Regions from separate parts of the Homo sapiens genome. Here region 2 is linked to region 1. A link is an interaction called in ENCODE POLR2A ChIA-PET data of the cell type or tissue named here. Cell type or tissue: MCF 10A. All regions are shown on one strand. Links, peaks and the distances in the headings refer to the core of each region. The heading gives the core; the rest is flanking DNA.

Region 1 (6,673 bases), core at 633-5,632:
TAGGACTTTTTCTTTTCTTTTCTTTTTCTGAGACAGAGTCTCTCTCTGTCGCCAGGCTGGAGTGCCGTGGCGCAATCTCAGCTCACTGCAACCTCTGCCTCCCAGGTTCAAGCGATTCTCTTGCCTCAGCCTCCCGAGTAGCTGGGACTGCAGGAGCATGCCACCACGCCCAGCTAATTTTTATATGTTTACTAGAGACGGGGTTTACTAGAGACCACGTTGGCCAGGATGGTTTCGATTTCCTGACCTTGTGATCCTCCCACCTTGGCCTCCCTAAGTGCTGGGATTACAGGTGTGAACCACTGTGCCTGGCTAGAAATTAGGACATTTTGAAAAAGCCATAGATGAGTGAGAAACCTTGGACTATGAAAGCATACCAGCGTTCATATTGAGAAACATATCATAGATGTTTCTTCCAATGGAAAGTACTTTATACCTCACCATGTGTCTCATGTAAAAGCAGTTAAAATCTCCAGCCATGGCAATCTTATGTTGCCATTTTGGCCACGGTTTAGAATTTACAAAGTTGACCCATAATTAATGATGTCTTTTGGTATTAACTATATTTCTTCTAAATAGGCACAACAAAAGTAAGCAAGCCGATAGGTGACTGAATTAGCTGTGGTTGCTATTTGTTTTCTATGTTATTTCTCTAATTTCTGTAAGATTCTCCAAGCTGGATAGTGTAAATCCCATTTTACAGATGTTGAAGCTAAGGCTTGAAATGGTTAAATAACTTTATTAAGGAAACAAGTGGATTTTCAAATCAGGATTTTTCAAAAACTCATACCTGACCTGTGTTGTTTTGCTATTTCCATGCTCATGTTCTTTCTATCATACTTTCTCTTTAGAATTAATATGATGTGAATTCAAATCCCATTCTATTTACATTTTTTGATTAGGGCATTGAATTTGTTTACATATCAATGACATTTTGTTTACTTTGCTCTGATAGTAACTTCAGAGTTAATTGTAATTCCAATTCTAATTTTTATACACATCAAAGAATAGAAATATAGAATACTCAAACATCTTAATTTTCTCAGCTAATAACTTTGCTTTGCACAGACTACAATGCTGAGCACAACAAATCGGGGATCAAAAGAATTTTAAATCCGACATACATTAAGAATTCACGTTGTTTTAACTTGCTAGTGTCATTCGTGCAGTTAGTAACATGACTACTTCAGTACAGAGAACTGTTTTAAGTTGTAAAGGCTACAGTGGGCCTTCAATAAGGTGGGACAGGTTTGCATGAGAGAGAAATTATTTTCCAAGGTGGTTGTCAAAAGAGGGATACAAACTAATGGTTCACAAATAGAAGCTGTGATGAATCTAGGATCTAAGGCTGCCCACATACATGGGGTGAATTTCTTAAAAGGAGTGTATAGGCTAAATACAACCATTGTTCTGAGTTCTAAATATACACTGCATTCAAGAAGTAATAAATACAAACAATATCCCTTTTATTTAGCGTTTTAGACCACTTTCATTTCTACTATCTTACAGAAAATGAATGAAAAATACCTCTTCAGATGTGGTGAAATATTTTGAAAAATGTGATAGGGAGAAATCTGATAGTTTTATCATTCTTTCTCTTATCAACTTTGCTATTCTCTTTAGGGTAGCCACCCCTGGGTAGGGTAGTCTTGAAAGCTAACGAAACAGGTTTATATCATGTTTGTTTTTCATACAACGAGTGTTTCCTTCCTTTGTAAATGTCTCTTGAGCCAGATACGTTGAACAGAAGCAGGGATACAGAAGAGTATAGCTCCCAAGAGGACAGGGAATGGCACAGTTTGGGTGCCTGCTCTCTCCTTAGTGACTGTGCAGCCCAAGACAAATTCCTTCTGTTCTCTGAAACTTGTTCCTCATCTGTAGAATGAAAGTAATGATATTACTTATTCAATATTTATGTAGTTATTATCAAGAATAAATGGAAGGCATCTAAAATCTCAAATACATTGCAATGACTTCAAAACATGTTGGATATTATGATGGTAGTTATTGGCTATATTGTTCAAAACTGCCTTTAAAACTGTTATGATTTATGAAGATTTTAAAGAAAACTAGAAAAATTCAGTACCTCTCAAAGTAATCATTAACTTTCATCAACTTATCATCATTGACATTGTTATTCATAATCCTTGATTAGGATTTATGTTTACCAACCACACTTAGATGTCTATATCTGAGTGTTTCTGTCTAACAGAGGAAGTATTTTCATGTGAATCAACTTCAAAGCTTTCCTTTTGCCTTTTCCCAAAATGTATAAGAAGGCTTGCCCAGAATATAAAGATGCTATTAAAGGCAACAAACCCTAGGGCAACCTTCCCTAACACAAATTTTTTGGCTCCTTTTCCTTGTTGGAATATAAATGACAGACCACGTTGTATTCTCACTTTAGCTTTGTCTCTTTTAGCTAGAAATTTGCATATGATGAGGAAACTTGCTAGAACTGTCTCATTTGTCCAAATCCCTTCAATTTAAAGATCAGAAAAGAAGGACTTGAGCACTAAGAGGCTTTGCCAAGGTTGTACAGCCAGTTAGTGAGGGAGCTGAGGTAAGACCCAAACCTTCCCGACTCTCAATCTAGTGCAGTTCCCACGAATTCCCTGATGCCTCTCAGCTGGCTTCCTAGCTGTCATCCTACTACCAGATTTGGCATAGGCACATTTTTGTTAAAACTAGACAAGCAAGAACAGAAGTATTGTCTTATTCACAACATTATTTACCACCCGACTCCTCTCTCTTCATACCATTGTCTGCTGGACATGAGCATAAATTAAGATGTAGGTCTTGAAGGTAGAGCTAACAGTTGCTCTTCCAAAAACTTAGAAATTAGGAATTTTAAGGATGCAAATATAGATGTTTGCTATGGCTCTGAGAAAGTTGCTGGTACATTAAGTTCGTCTCTATACCAGATAAGATCCCTTAGAGCCTTTACTCTCTTCATCCCATTTCCTTGCTATAAGAGCCTTTCAAATCATTGATCAGGACAAATTCTCCCAGCTAAATATAATTAATTAAAAGAAATCTCCATCCATGTATTTAGAACAAATGCATACAAAATTTATCTTTGGGCTTTGGATCCTAATGTATTTTTAAAGGCAAAATAATTTATGGAAGGAACCTGTGGTCACCCTAGCCTTAAACATTTTTGGGGGAGAAATTTTAGATTTTTTTAGTCTGTGTAGAAATTAATTAGAAAAATCAGATTGTTCAAAGTTAATGAAAATGCTGCATTCAACTTTTAAATATTGGTATGTGTTGCTGAATTTCCTCAGCCAAGTTTCTGAGTCAAAGCTGAAGGACATCATTTCCCAGTTCTGGTTTATAAAGTCTCTTCCTCATAAGGTCTTCCTTCAAGAAGAGCAGCTACTCAAAATGAGAAGGGAGGAATATTGAGTAGAAATGATGACTCATTACCGCAACTCCCAGCAATAGAATAATCCATTCACACAGTTCTGTTTTTCTACGCCCTTATGCTAATGAATCACTGCTGTTTACTGTTTGGGGAGTAGCACCTTTCAACACCTGTAAGAAAGAAATGCTGTTTGAAAGCTTGCTTCTTGGGTAGAATGCCAAGATGTTTTGTGACATGCCCTACTTCCAAAAAACCTCATAGCAGAAAGGACTACATTCATATTCTCAACTTGCAGACTTCTCTTAGGTAGGGACTGCATTCCTCCTGGAAGTGTCTTACTGGAGTGAGGTCTGAACATGTTTGCATCACTGTCACTGTCAAGCAAAACAGACTTGATTGGGAATGAATTTGTTCATATTGACTCTGGCTTTTTAAAAGTAAACAAGTACAAATAAGGAGGTATAATATTAATGGTTTTGCATCTTAAGGAGAATTTATTATGTTTTGAATTTATTCTCTTGGCAATATTTGTCATTCATTCTTTGAACTTTCCAAGAAGTTTTGGATCAAGATAGTAGTTATCTCTTTCCTAATTAATCTTGGTCTGCAAATTTAGACATCTGAAATCAATTCTAGAAGCATCCAATTAAAAAAACAAGTTGAAAAATAAGTAATTTGATCTCTGGGAATATCACATCTAGCTATATTAACCTAGAATTGCTCCGTTTTGCTCAGATATTTCGTTCCATCATTTTGATTCTTATGATTGCATAATAAAGAATAACAAACTCTGTCAGGTTTTTTGGAACTGATGAATAAGGTATTTTGCTTCCCAATTTGACAGTTTATCAGAGTATGGTAATTCACTATGATGTTTCTCTAAGAATGTGTATTATTATCTCAATAGAGTTTTTGGTAAGGAAACAGGTCATCAGCATATAGATATTTGAGAATTCTATCTATAAGAAAGTAAATGTGAGTGAAGAGATTCTCTTTGAGAGTAGGATGTGATGTCCTCCAAAGAAATAAATAAGTTTGGAATACAAAATTGGAGACCAGCATAAAAACTGTGTTTCCTTAATGATGCTGGGGCAGTAGTAGCCCTAGAATCCTGACCTCCCAAGTCTCACAACTGGCAGAAAGAATTCTCCTAGAGAAAGGCAGTATCTCCAGTTGGACAGGAAAAAGAGCAAATAATACAATGAAATTGTTGGGGATTAAATGGAGGCTCAAATAATCTCTTTCCTTTTAGGTTGAGTACATTTGTTTTCTAAACAAATGGAAAATTGGTCTTAGAAATATATTTTAGCTAGTGTGGTGTTTCTACTTAGAAACCATTTTAAGCCTAGTCATAGTTCCAGATGGCCATGATGGAAATCATTCAACTCAATCAAGAGGTAAAACTAAAATATACAGCTGGGCCTTTGCCAGGATTTTGTTGTATTCTGGAAATACTGAATGTTTTAGGATCTCTAATATGTGTGGATGTGGTGCAGGGATATAGTACCTAGGCACGATGTGGCTATACTATGACAAAAACAGCTACATCAATGCCTGGTCACTCATAAAGCAAGTGGATCTATGGCAATGTAATATAGTCTCCATTTGTGTTCCTTGGGTGAACTCATTCTATCAGGGACTGCTGGCAAAAACAACAACAAAAGATTGACATACTGACCATTTCCATAGAGCTGTTCTTATTGTTGTAGTCCTGGTGCTCTGGGGATGATGAAAATAGATGGATTTTTGTGGCCCTTGTTCACTGGAAATCCATGATAACACAGCTGCACATCTAAAATTATAGTAATTTAAATCTTTCTTCCTCGTATGCTAGCCAGAGACTAATTCATGTCTAAATTTTCCATAATCACTTGTCATTCCAAGACACATTAAAGCATCTAATGTATTATCTTTGAGGATTACATCCGGTCAAAATATAATGTTCCTCCATAGTTTGGACTTTGATTTTTTAATTGAATTTAATATTTATTTAAAATATATACACACCAGGTATTTGCCAGGTACTGGCAACCTAGGTTTCAGTATTGTGAGCACACTAGAGCATAGGAGTGAGTGAGAATGAGAGGCTTTTTGTCTTTAAAATAGATGTCTTCCTAGGAGTTGCAGGGGCACACAAAATCTCTGAAATATGTTTGAGCTACAGGATCCTTAGTTTTGTAAACTATGGAATATTATTTCCTTTCTCGTGGCCTCATGTTTCTTTGTAAAATGGAGATAATACTTATATTACATGGTGCTTCTTAAGATTAAATTTAATGTATATAAAGCACCCAGTGCCATAACTGACAGAGAAAATGCTCAGTGGAAGGCATTTATTTCCATTGTTACTCTGGTTTTTGAGAGGAACATGCTTTTCTAGAAACTGTAGGATGTTTTTAATACAGCATCAAGATTTTGATTTGTGTGGAACTCTTCGGGCTTATTAACTCAGATTTGAAAAATCTGTGGGGCATAAAGGACCCTGACACCAACCCAAATCCCTCACAAAAAGAAACGGAGATAACAGAGATTCCTCCTGAGTACAGGAGATACAAAAAGATACGTTTCCCTTTGGGAAAATCAAGTGAAGGAGTGCTACTGATAGCATATGGAAGAGTGACACAGCTTTTGCCCCTGGTCCAGCTCCTAGGGACTCATGCATCATTCATTCAGTCCACAAATCTTTGTTGTATGAATGCTACCTACTAGGCATGGTTCCTGGTGCTGAGAATAAAGAAGTAAAAAGGCAATTGATAAAAATCACGGTCCTCATGAAACTTACACTGTAGTGAAGGGAGAAATAAACATGGTAAATAAATAATAATGTATGAAGCTGAGCACCGTGGCTCACACCTGTAATCCCAGCACTTTGGGAGGCTGAGGCAGTGGATCACTTCAGCACAGGAGTTTGAAATCAGCCTGGGCAACATAGCGAAACCCCTCTCTCTACCAAAAATATAAAAAAATTAGCCGGACATTGTGGTGGGGCCTGTGGTCTCAGCTAATTGGGCGGCTGAGGTGGGAGAATTACTTGAGCTTGGGGAGGCAGAGGCTGCAGTGAGCCAAGATCACCCCACTGCACTTCACCCTGGGCAACAGAGTGAGATCCTGTTTCAATGATAATTAGTAACAATAAATATAATAATATATGAGGTATATTAAATCTGATAAGTAGGGTAAGCATAAAGGAAGATTGTTGGAAGAGATGATAGGAAACCAGATCACATAGGACATTGTGGACCCTCATAAGGATTTGGCTGTTCCTCTCAATCATGTGGGGAGCCATTGAAAGGAGCAGATGGGCAT
Region 2 (6,673 bases), core at 896-5,895, 50 kb after region 1:
GATGCTTTACTAAGCCTGTCTCGGGGTGGAAGCTGAACTGCTAGGCTTTTAATGTGAGCTAAACTCTTTTGCTTGAGTCCAGGTGAATGCTTTGCTTGTTATACTAGAAAAAAGAAGAGAAAACTTGTGAAATGTGGGAGTGCAGCTAGTAAGATAAGAAAATGGGGAACTTCTACATGATGCCTTTGGTCCTTCCCTTGCTTGCTGAATCGGGTTACTAAGTTCACAAAATGCTTGAAGTTTTGGGGGTTAAGACATAGATCTTGCACTTAGTCTAATATTGGTGATCTGAGGCATCATGTCCCCACCCACCCGAAAACATGAGTTAGAACCATGAGGAAGTTAGTGGCTGAGAACTCACAAAAATCACAAGCCAAGCTCTTGACCTTTCCATGGAAGGAAGACCAACTAATTAGAAGGCAAGCTAAGTTTAACCAGGCCATAGGGAGCCAGTGGACCCCTGGATAGCATCTAAACAACAATAGTAAAAGTTATTTCTGCCTGCAGGTTGCAAGGTTCTATCTATTTTTTTGAAGACAAGAAACTGGAGACCTAAGTGTGTGACATGTTTTAATTCACAACACTGCACTTCTGGTCCAGAAATACAATGAAGGTAAACATAATTCATTCATGTACTTTTTCCAATAAGTGAGGAGAGTCCTGCAGATGAAGTGAGCTGATCCCATCCTGACTGGCTTATCAGTTCTGGGACTTTCTCTAAAGGTAAAGTGATCCAGGGTGGTCCTCAACCCTCATTCCAACTTGAAACTAATGTTTTTGATAACCGGCTGTTGTTCTTAAAACACTTTATCTCACATCTTTATCCTTTGGGCACCCTTATTTGTCCATCACTGCCCCTCTCTCAGGCCCTTTGTCTTCTGCAGTTCTCCTTCCTGGTTCGACCCAACCTGCTTTCCTTTCTCCTCCAAGTCTTTCCCTTCCTAAGTCCCTCTTTTGCAGTGAACCGATGTTCCTGAATCCTAAAACTACCCTGAATACTTCTACTTTCTGCCTTAACCAACTCCTCTCCTCTGTTATACTTCTTGGTTTGCTGCAACCTGGCTTCTACCCCAGTCTACTGGAAGCATTCTTACAGGAATGGTTGCATTTGCAATAGAAACTAACAATAATTCTATGAGTTAGTTACCATTATTCTCATCTTATCATGGAGATAATAATAGAACTGAATTCACAGGGTCTGTGTGAGCTTCCAATAGTATGCACTTAGTTTTCAAAGGACACTCTGTCAATTGAAATAGTCTCGCTCTGTCACCCAGGCTGGAGTGTAGTGGTGTGATCATAGCTTACTGCAACCTTGAACTCTAGGGCTCAAGTGATCCTCCCACCTCAGCCTCCAGAGGAGTTTGGACTACAGGCGTGCATCACCACGCCCAACTAAATTTTTTTTATGTTTTTATAGAGATGGGGTATCACTGTGTTTCCTAGGTTGTTCTAGAACTCCTGGGCTCAACCAATCCTCCTGCCTCAACTGCTCAAAATACTGGGATTATAGCCATGAGCCATGGCACTCAGCCTGTTGCTACTATTCTTATTACTATCATGTTGTTGTGTGTTTTAATTTTTTACTTTTTCCTTCTTTGGAAATGCTCTTTTTCCTTATTTCTGGAGCAAGTTTATTTTTGGATTTTCATTCTTCTTATCTGGACACTTCCTGTGTTTCCCTTATAGCTCTTCTTCCTTTACCATTCCTTGGAAATTTAATGTGTTTTGGAGCTCTTCCTGGGCCAAAGGCCGTAGAAGAAATATCTTCTTCTTTCACCATTTCTACTATTATCTACTTGTTAGTTATTCTCAACCCTTTACCTCCAGATGGTAACTTCACTGAGTTCCAGAATCATTCATGTAATCACTATTTCTCTATTTTTCCCATCTCAGTGAATGGAAACATTTGCCAGTTGCCCAGGACAAAAACTGGATATCATTAATGACTCTCCATCATATTTAATCAATCAATAAGAAAAGAAAGAATAAAAAACGTTGAGATCAGATTGCAAAAGGCCTTTAATACAGGGAATAAAATTTAGAAGTAGAGGACTAGAGATATGTGTAGCTGAGTTTGAGTCCTGGTTTAGTCTCTCACTGTTTAAGCTTAGACAACACAAACAAGAGAGAAAGAGAGAGGAACTTTCCTGAGCTGCAGTCAGTTTTCTGATTGACAGATTTGGGCAAATAGCATTGTTAGGAAGATTGAAGAAAATATACTGCAGGCACTTGAAACACAAAAGCTATTATTGTAACAATCTGTAGGTGATAGTTCCTGTTATCTGCAATTGTATTTCTATATTTATTGGAAAGTTAGAGACTATTGAACTAAAGTTGCATAGAAACAGATTATCCCTCTTCCCTGCGAGTATATAGAGACCTGCCTTGGGACTCTCTATGTCTATAGTGTAATCAGGAATTTAGTATAATGAAGACACTCTTAACTGGAGTAAGTGGCCCTGTGACTCCTGAGACATTCTCAGAGGTACTTAAGGATTTATGGAGATGCTTAACCTGCAATTTCTGCTTTAAGCCACATCTGGCCCAGCTGTGTTTCCAAACAGGGTGCTAGAGCCCTGTTAAACTCTAACTCGGAGCAACTCCTATTAACGGTAATTAAGCTCTTTACCACTTTAATAAACACAGAAAATATACTTTTAAAAGTCTTCACCAGCCTATTTATTTTGTTTTTAAGAATGATAACTCAGTTCCTTATTTGCTTTCCTTTTAGAGAGAGCCTATAAATTATATTACAGTTGCATTTTTAAATCTTTTCTATAAAAAAATTACAAATCATATGAGCCAAGAAATTATAACAGTTTGAAGCTGGAAGAAAGTAAATCTTCAAACGTTTTTGGGAATAGTATGGCTTGGTCTAATATTGCCTCTAAAGTTTTGTAATGAATCACTTTTCCATTGTCCTGGAGGATGGAATTTTGCCTGACTTCTGTTCAAGAGTATTCTGGAGTTAGTAACCTAACTACTAACTCATTTTTTGTCTCTTTGAGATATTTCTCCTGACAGTCTATATTTTCTTTTCTGAATTTCATATCTGGCCCTATTCCCTTGAACCAAACAAAATGACTAATTTCTTCCCCATTTTAACTTTTTTTGTAACATATGACCTGTTATTCTACTCCCAGTTTGTTCTACCTTAACCAAACTGTCCACATTTAGGGGCTTGAATCTTCCTTTATTTCCTTCATTGTTTTATTCTTGATTGTGTTACTGGTACTACTGATAACTACAGTGTAAAAAGCACGGAGTTTTCCAAGTTTGAAAATTAATTTGGTAGCTATCGTTGCCAAGGAAACTACTTTTACTGTATATCAGTTTTATTTAGCACATAGAGTCCACTATGAGATAGATTTAAAAGAATCACAGCCAAATTTCTTTGTCTCTCTATTATTTTTTTTCTCTCTGTAATTCAGAAAATTGGGCCTCAGTTCCAAGAAGAAGCTGAGGAAAATAATAACTTCCCTGAGCACCAACTTTAAATATACACATTGTTTATGAAATACCAGTGGTAAACTGAGACAGTCGCTGGTGAGATTCCTAAAATAGGAGCTGGGGAACCCATATTTAACACTGGATTACTGAATGAGCCTGTAAGGATTTAAGTTTTGCAATATTATTTATGTTTTATTTTACAATATGGTCTGTCTCAAAAAACTATACTCCATAAAGGTAACCCATTCTTTGGCATAAGAGCAGAACAGTTTTCCCCATAAATACATGCTTCCTGTTACTAAATTTTAGGAAATGTTAAATGATTATGAAAATGCTATGTAATTATATATTTGCATATTTATATTTATATACTACACTCATTAATTTAAAATTTACCATGCTTAGTTTTAAATTAGTTCAGTTAACTGACCAGATGGTAACAATGCTATTTCTGTCAAATCCTTAGGAGAATACTTGATACATCTAAGAAGATATATCAAACACACGTGAAAAGGATAGTTATTGAGTGCGGTGTCTTCTCATGAAACAAATCACTATTTTCAGCCTTTAGCAGCCCAGATTTTTAATGTATCTGCCTCAAATAGCCAGAGGCAGGCAGGATTAAAAACAAATGAGATCAGCCTTCTTCAGTTATCACTAAACACGAGTAGCTGTTCACCACGGGCAAGTGGCTACTTGCAAAGCGGAAGTCCCATCCTGCCATCCTCATCACACCTCCCTCCCTTTATTATTCCTGTTAATAGGCTTGCATGAATAGTCAGGCAGGGGAGATATTTTTGCTCACAGCGTCTATTTGTTTTTGCACAGATGACTATTTAGATAAACCAGCAGGTCCTTGTTAAAACTGTGAAGGAGTCGATATTTATCTATTTTCTTCCTGCTTTGACTCATCTGTGGCATACCCACCCACCCTTTTCTGACTACCTTCTGCCAATCCATTCCCCCTAATAAAACAAGAACATTACACTTTGATTGTCATACCTTCCCACCATACAATACAATTACCCCCAAGGTATTCGCCTTAATTTAAATGTTTACTTTTCAGTACCAGAAAAATTTCACTTCCCTAGCTGCTTTGTCACTGATACTTTCACATCTGTTTATCAGTGAGATGATGAGGAAATAGTTTATCTCCATTTAAAAAAGATAATACTTCTAAAAATATTTTTCAGAAGCTAGCAAACTGGAACCACTCAAGTGAATATTTCTTCCTTTCTCCTGCTTTCCCTTTTCTCCGAAACTCAAACATCTAAGTATTTGGGTAGTTTGTGGAAAAATCCACCCTCTAATTGTTTTTGCCTTGGTTTCTTTTTTTATTTATTTTTTTGAGACAAAGTCCCGCTCTGTTGCCCAGGCTGGTGTGCAATGGTGCGACCTCTGCTCTCTGCAACCTCGCCTCCTGGGTTCAAGCAATTCTTCTGTCTCAGCCTCCTGAGTTGCTGGGATTACAGGCACATGCCACCACACCTGGCTAATTTTTTTGTATTTTTAGTAGAGACAGGGCATCACCATATTGGTCAGGCTGGTCTTAAACTCCTGACCTCAGGTGATCCACCCATCTCGGCCTCCCAAAGTGCTGGGATTTCAGGCGTGAGCCACCGCGCCCGGCCATTTTTGCCTTGGTTTCTTAGAAAACTGTACAGGAGCGAGTAATGTTCTCTGAGCCTTTCCCTACTCCTGACCCAGAAACTACTTCTCAGGGAATGATAAACCTCAGATGTAACTGTTTACAGCCCCTTTCCCAGGAGCTGATGGATACACAGGAATATATCTTAGCGTCTAGTCTCAGAGTATTTTGACTGGGCCTTGCCTTTCTGTTGTCTCTTTAAATCCGTATACTCTTATATGCACCTACTCACTATTTGTTTTCTCATTTTTCTGTGCCAGACAACTAGCAGCATTTAATCAGTAGGACCTTGCTTCAGGTACTGTGCTGACACTGGCAGTTATAAGGACAAAAAAGAAAATTTGGTCCCACCCCCATGAAATTGACAGTATAATGGAAGACAGGCACATAAGTAGGTATTTAAAATGTCTTATACAATGATAGGAATAAATTCAGAGAGCTATGGGAGCTGACTTGATATGAGTCATGGAACATCAGTTAAAGCTAGCAAGAAAAGGGGGCAGAGAATTGAGGGGCATGGTCAGGAGGATCCTGAAGAGTGAAACAGCACATACAACTGCCTAGGAGGGGTGAGTCAGTGGGCAAATTGGCAGGAGTTGGAGGTATTTCACTATGGCTTAGGCTTTTGCATTTTACCATGAGAGAATGTCAATGTGAGGATGGTAATGATGATTAATTACTAATGTTCAAAGTAATTGCAGATGCTAGAAAAAAACTTTAATCTAGAATAGTTATACAAAAGTAATACTAAATATAGATATTTATAATAACTTTTATACTTTGTATCTAATTAGAATAGATCATGTGTGTTGAGAATCATGCTTCTAGATCTAAAAGGGACCTTGTGGATCAACTAAGCCACTTACTCAGTTTACAGATAAAGAAAACGAGGGTCAATAGTAATAAGTGACAATTTCAAGGTTGGCCTGCTAAAAGCAGAATGAGGATACTGGATTATTTAACATGTACACTATCAACTTAGTTGTAGTATAATTTTACTATAATCATAAACTCTATTTACATTTATTTCAATAAATGGTATTATTCATGGGGCACATTTACTTGTTCACCTTCAATTACTCCTATACTTCAATTGAAGTTTTCAGGGCTTTGGTTATAACATAATGATCAGTCATAGAGCCTATTTTATGTTATTCCTATTCCAGTTTTCTATATAGGAATTTGGATAACTAAAATACTTCCACTAAGTTTTCGGAGAATATGTGGACCATGACTTATCAAAATAAATCTGTACATATATAGAATAGTGAGAATCCACATAACACAATTCTGAAATTAATCAGTTCATTGTTGGGCTTTGTAAAGATAAAAGCTAGTGTTTGCATTATTTAAGCATTATCATCATTGGCAAATGTATTATAGTGTGCTCCAAACAGGATTCACCCTAATAGACAATGAGATAAATCATTTATTGAAGCAGTAAAGATAGTACTGCACTAGAGAGAACAAATGGAAATCTCAAGAGAAACTGAATGGGTATTACACAGGCTGATACCACAGTTTAATCCTCCCCTGTTCAATCACCAAATGCAAATGGAAAGTTGTTTTAAG

The links. ChIA-PET counts read pairs that join two places held together with the same protein. Peaks named below come from ENCODE experiments on the same cell type or tissue, not always from the same donor. Only the 100,000 strongest peaks of a DNase experiment are listed, where the experiment ranks them.
Region 2: POLR2A ChIA-PET joins it to region 1 with 8 read pairs; 2 of 35 experiments call an interaction of 5 or more read pairs at or near these places.

The regions. Positions count from the first base shown.
Region 1 is chr4:101,639,938-101,646,610 of GRCh38, forward strand. It overlaps LOC124900741 (a long non-coding RNA gene), which reads right to left and starts at 5,159. Exons shown (of 2, transcript XR_007058204.1): 1 at 5,046-5,159; 2 at 1,450-1,875. In MCF 10A, for the core only: no CTCF peak of the experiment used is centred there; a DNase peak (open chromatin) is centred at 3,464.
Region 2 is chr4:101,689,758-101,696,430 of GRCh38, forward strand. It overlaps LOC107986297 (a long non-coding RNA gene), which reads left to right. Exons shown (of 3, transcript XR_001741778.1): 2 at 508-613. Among named protein-coding and RNA genes, the nearest start is that of BANK1, 98 kb to the right of the region's middle. In MCF 10A, for the core only: no CTCF peak of the experiment used is centred there; no DNase peak of the experiment used is centred there.